Regions from separate parts of the Homo sapiens genome. Here region 2 is linked to region 1. The links are chromatin loops, found by intact Hi-C in ENCODE. Cell type or tissue: IMR-90. All regions are shown on one strand. Each heading gives the region's core, and the rest is flanking DNA. Links, peaks and the distances in the headings are about the cores only.

Region 1 (2,911 bases), core at 259-2,758:
AATGAGTGTAACTCATTTAAAGCAAAAATAGAGTGAACATTCTATGCAGAGTTTGATGTTGATCATTGGTTAAGTGAGAATGTACCTCTTTTCCCACACTTGGCTTCCATATGAAATAGATGGAACTGCCATAGCTTGATTGATGTTCTGTTTTGTCAGAGGATTAAACAGGGACTTTCTCCTTGTGGGGCAGACTGCCCAGCGATACTGGACTCCTTGCCCTGACCACTGGGATCCTGGGGTCAAGATTCTTCACTTCTCTTCCTGGCTGGCTACAGAGCCCTGAATATACTGCTTCTAGGAGACCAGGGAAGATGACAAGGAGGTTTAGTTTTTAGATTGTTTCTACTTGCTTTGGATTTGAATTGAAATTTTTTTCCCTCCCTTGTTTTGCTGAGAAATAGTTTGGTTTCAATGGAAGTAGATTTTCTAGAACCTTGAACCACGATTGTAAATTGGTGGCTCATGGGCCAGATGTAGCTGGCAAATGTGTTTTTTGGCTTCTTTAATGCTTAAATTATTTTCATTAGTAGCCAACATGTAAAAGCCAGAGTATTTCACATAAAAATCCAGATTCAGCCAGGTGCAGTGACTCTCACCTCTGTGATCCCAGCACTTTGAGAGGCTGAGGCAGGAGGATTGCTTGAGCCCAGGATTTTGAGACCAGTCTGGGCAACGTATTGAGAACTCCTCTCTACAAAAAATTAAAAATTAGCTAGGTGTGGTGACACATACCTGTAGTCCCAGCTACTCAGGAGGCTGAGGCAGGAGGATCACTTGAGCCCAGGAGGTTGAGGTTGCAGTGAGCTGTGATCACACCACTGTGCTCCAGTCTGGGCGACAGAGTGAGACCCTGTCTCAAAACAACAAAACATGCTGGGTGCAGTGGCTCATGCCTGTAATCCCAGCACTTTGGGAGGCCAAAGCAGGTGGATCACTTGAGGCCAGGAGTTGGAGACCAGCCTGGCCGACATGGCAAAACCCCGTCTCTTCTAAAAATACAAAAATTAGCCGATTATGGGGGTGCATGCCTGTAATCCCAGCTACTTGAGTGGCTGAGACACGAGAATTGCTTGAACTGGGAGGTGGAGGTTGCAGTGAGCTGAAATCATACCACTGCACTCCAGCCTGGGTGACAGAGCAAGATTCTGTCTCAAAAAACAAAAACAAAAAAACCCAGATTGCAGTTTCCAGCTTGGGCCTACATAGAGGATTTGGCCAAAACTGGAGTGGAATAGTCATAGCTTGCTACTGTCTCCATCAGCATACTTCACGCCTAGCCCTTTAGACACTTGAATTTTCAACTCCAGACCTAGAACATGAACTCTAGTTTTTAAAGCTGGTGAAGTACAATTTGATGAGCTAGTTAGTGGTGGGTTACCTTGCTCTTGGTTGTCAAAGAGTCCTGCTTTCCTAGCTAGGTAGGTAGAAAAATAACCCAAATAGAACCAGGGCCTTCACTATTATCCTTGCTCCTGTTAGAGTTTCATTTCCATGATTATGGAGCCGGAGTGGCTCCTAGATCCTCAGAGAGCTGTGGGCACCTTTCTTTATATCCTGCTTATTAGGATTCACCGCCTCATCCCCTGCACACAGGTGCCACTGCCGGCAGAGGGTGCTGTCTGCTCACTGAGCCTGTTGTCATCTTGGCTCAGCTGAGCGGCAGCTGTTGGGCATGTGCCCTGGGTCTGTGAGAGTTTGGGCATGTCCATTTGGTTCCCATCCCTAGTGCCCACCCCTTAGACCCTGGCCAGGTTATTGTGTCACTGGGGACTCTGTTCAGTAACAGGAAACTGGGGAAAGTTTAATTGTTTTCTCCTCTCCCTTTTTCCCATGCAGCTGAACAAAAGGTTCATCCTCAGTTTTCTCCATGCCCATGGGAAGCTGTTTACCCGGATTGGGTAAGTGTGCAGGATGTTTATTTTATTTTCCTACATTACAAGTCATTTTGGAATTTAATATTGTTAGCAACTGGACTGTGTTTGTAACTGAGGGCACAGGGTGTGAATTCTTAGAGGCCTCCACCTTCTCTTCTCTTCCCTTCATCTTCTGTCCTACTGTGCTCATGAAATTTGGTAAATATTACTCTCTATCTCTCTTGTTTCTTCTTTCTCTACCTTTACTAAAACACTCCTTTAAATACAATCTTGTCCCAGCCCCCACCCCAGTCCCTCTGGGTTTCTCTTTCCTCTGCCTTCCGGCTTAGGTCCCTAGTGAGTGCCTCAGGGCAGTTGTGCTAAATCCCTGGGTGCAGCTGTCAGGGGGTCCTCCTTGGGAAGAATACTGTCCACTACTTTTCCATCAAAAATAAGAGTAACATTTTCTTTCTATATCCTTTTGACCCATATCCTTTCCTCCTATGCTCAGATTCCTTTGCCATATTGCTGATCTCATTAGATACCAAGCCTCTTACGGTTTCATCATCCACCATGGATTTCCATAGACATCTCAGGGAAGGTAGTGTGTGCAAAACTAACACTTGACTGCTTAAATTCCTGGAAACAGATCGAGTTTTGAGTATTCCTTTATTCCTTGGATGGATCCGAGTTCTTCCTCTCTGCATAAAACTAGTGATCCTAAGCCCAACGTAATGCCTACACGCCAGAGCAGATGGATGCCTGGTGCCTCTTTAGTATAGGATCTCCCTGAGTATAGGAGAGTGAAGAAAGTAGTAGGTGGCAGTGCCCCCAGACCAGTCTTCCACTAGACCAGTTTTCTACTGGATTCTAATATTTTCTGAGTTGGAAGTTGTATTGTGAGCTACCCTTTGGGGTGATTTGTTTTGAATTATGAATACCCCAGTTATTGTCAATGTTTCCCTTTCACTTCCCGTCATAACTTCGTAAGTTTATCTGTAATTCTCTAGAAGGCTTTTTTTTGAGACAGAGCCTTGCTCTCTTGCCCAGGCTGG
Region 2 (2,911 bases), core at 213-2,712, 130 kb after region 1:
TCCAATCTGGGCAAATAGGCCCTATCTCTACAAAAAATAAAAAAAAAAATTGGCCAGGCATGGTGGCACACGCCTGCAATGCTAGCTGTTCACTAATCAGGAGGCTGAAGTCGCGGGGAGGATCACTGGAGCCTGGGAGGCTGGGAGATGGAGGCTGCAGTAAGCCTTGATCATGCCACTGCACTCCAGCCTGGGTGACAGAGCAAGACTCTGTCTCTTAAAAAAGAAAATAAAAGGCTGGGAACAGTGGCTCACACCTGTAATCCCAGCACTTTGGGAAGCTGAGGCCAGTAGATCACTTGAGCTCAGGAGGTCAAGACCAGCCTGGTTAACATGGTGAAACCCCATCTCTACCAAAAATACAAAAATTAGTCAGGCATGGTGACGCATGTCTGTGGTCCCAGCTACTCAGGAGGCTGAGGCAGGGGGATTGCTTGAGCCTGGGAGGCAGAGGTTGCAGTGAGCTGTGATTGCGCCACTGCACTCTAGCCTGGGTGGCGGAGTGAGAGTCTGTCTCAAAAAAAAAAAAAAAAAAAAGTTTGGAGCTCATTACACCTGGCTTTTATTGTTTGCTGTTTTGCTTTTTAATATAGCTAAAGTATGCAGATTTATTTAGCTTTAAGTTTTGTTCTCAATTCCCTAGTGGAAAAAAAAAAGCACCAAAAAAATTCAATTTTTACATTTCAATTCAAATGCAAGAACTTGGAACAGACCATTGCCTTTTATTTATTTATTTATTTATTTATTTATTTATTTATTTATTTATTTTTTATTTTATTTTTTTTGAGACAGAGTCTTGCTCAGTCACCCAGGCTGGAGTGCAGTGGCACGATCTCGGCTCACTGCAACCTCCGCCTCCCGGGTTCATGCCATTCTCCTGCCTCAGCCTCCCGAGTAGCTGGGACTCCAGACGCCCGCCACGACGCCTGGCTAATTTTTTTTTTGTATTTTTAGTAGAGACGGGGTTTCACCATGTTAGCCATGATGGTCTCGATCTCCTGACCTCGTGATCCACCCGCCTCAGCCTCCCAAAGTGCTGGGATTACAGGCGTGAGCCACCGCGCCCGGCCGACTTTTTTTTTTTTAAGAGGGAAGCGGTAATAGGAAATTTAATCAGGAAGATTTCTAAGCTTCAATTGTAAAGATACCTCCTTTTCCCAAGAGTTAGGCCTAATGAAGACTATACCTACCAGTACGGAGGGGGAGGGGATAAATCACAACTAAAGACCTTGGCACTTCTGTAAGAAATTTAAATAACAGGCAGACATATAGAGATTTGTAAATATGTACTTGCTGCCAGATAAACCACAGGGAAGATACTGTATTTGTGGTCCAGGGAAGTTTAAATATTTGTGGTCAAACTTAAAATTCAACGTAAAACTCTCATCTGTGATGGAAACTTTCCAGAAACTGCATGGAGCGGGTGTGCAAGCTGCATAAACTCTCAAAGGCCTCTCCTCTCACCAGGCTGAGCTGGAAAAGCCTGTTCTCCTTCCTTCAAACTGTGTAGCTAACAAGCCCTTCGATCAGAGAAGGAACTCCTTGATGCTCCAGCCACCACCCAAGAAACCCGCTCTAAGGACCTTTCGGGCCAGGCACAGTAGCTCATGCCTGTAATCCCAGCACTTTAAGAGGCCAAGGCCGGAGGATCCCTTGAACCTAGGAGTTCAAGGCCAGTCTGGGCAATATAGGGAGACCCCGTTTCTATAAAAAATTAGCCAGGCGTGGTGGCAGGCGCCTGTGGTCCCAGCTACTTGGGAGGCTGAGGTAGAAGGATCGCTTGAGCCCAGGAGGTCGAGGCTGCAGTGAGCTATGATCACACCACTGTACTGCAGCCTGGGCAACAGCGAGATCCTGTGATCTCAGAGGACCTCTTTGAGCGAGATAAGAAAGGACCTCTCTTTTTTGTGGCTTGCACCTTCAAGTCTGATCAAATATTACCTTTCTTAGGGTCTTCTATTCACCATCTTATATAAAATAGCAATACTCTTCCCCACCCTGCCGCTCTCTGTCTCCCTTACCCAACTTTTTTTCACAGTACTTCCCACTACTGTCTGCTTATTTGATTCTCAGTCTCAGAAAAATGTTTTAAGTTCCATGGGAACAGGAGCATTGTTTTATTCACTGCTGTATTCCTGGTGGTTTGAATAGGGCCTGCCACACCATAGCATGTGCTTAATAAATATTTATTGAATTTCAGTAGAATACATTTAGAACTCAGACTGTGAGATCAGCCTGAAACACCTCAGATATCTTACTTTGTGTTCTGTGAGGCTCTACGAGCTCCTCTGATAAGGAAACTGGCACTGAAGGTGGGCGTAGCGGCCTTCAGATGTACCAGGCAGCTCTTGCCGTAACACCTATAGCCTACACATCGAAATGGAATTGGAGCCGCTTAATTTTCACAGTAAATACATATATAGCACTCTTTGTTTCTGGCCTTCAAATTTGTTGATGACCCTCCTGATATTGATTCCTCTGGGGTGGGAGCTCTTTCTGGGCAGCGTGCAGACTGGAGCACATGTATATACTTTGCACATTATTTTGCCCAACTTTTTGTCATTTGAGACCCTGCTTGGCTGGGGAGACTGTTGTTGCTGACCTCTCCCAGGCCTGTTGGACTTGATGATGACTGATGGACTTGAGCACCTCATCAGGGTCTTTCTTCCGTCTGCTTTCCTTTGCTGCTTCCGCCAGATCTTTCCATCAGTCCCCCCAACACAGAGTGCTTTATTGTTGATGATCCTTAGTATTTGGCATGAAATGTGCTTCACAAATGATGTTGATTATCTTTAAAATACCGTGTGTGTGCGTGTGCGTGTGTCATAGTATATCACCACTTACATAAATGTATCTATAAAAGGCATAGAGAGAGCTCGTAGTTAATCACATATGTCAGTAAATGCAGAAC

What was found. A loop is a pair of places that touch in the nucleus more often than their neighbours do. Peaks named below come from ENCODE experiments on the same cell type or tissue, not always from the same donor. Only the 100,000 strongest peaks of a DNase experiment are listed, where the experiment ranks them.
Region 2: it touches region 1 in a loop (2.1-fold over the local background); 8 of 110 quality-filtered maps call a loop at or near these places.

Annotation. Positions count from the first base shown.
Region 1 is chr17:2,243,648-2,246,558 of GRCh38, reverse strand. SMG6 (SMG6 nonsense mediated mRNA decay factor) reads left to right here. Exons shown (of 19, transcript NM_017575.5): 9 at 1,840-1,901. Among named protein-coding and RNA genes, the nearest start is that of SMG6, 59 kb to the left of the region's middle. RefSeq lists an enhancer at 1,523-1,572. In IMR-90, for the core only: a CTCF peak has its summit at 1,608 (motif pointing right); DNase peaks (open chromatin) are centred at 1,788 and 1,898; H3K27ac peaks cover 1,813 bases.
Region 2 is chr17:2,110,382-2,113,292 of GRCh38, reverse strand. All of the region lies in intron 13 of SMG6 (SMG6 nonsense mediated mRNA decay factor), which reads left to right. Among named protein-coding and RNA genes, the nearest start is that of SMG6-AS1, 22 kb to the right of the region's middle. In IMR-90, for the core only: no CTCF peak of the experiment used is centred there; a DNase peak (open chromatin) is centred at 1,372; H3K27ac peaks cover 517 bases.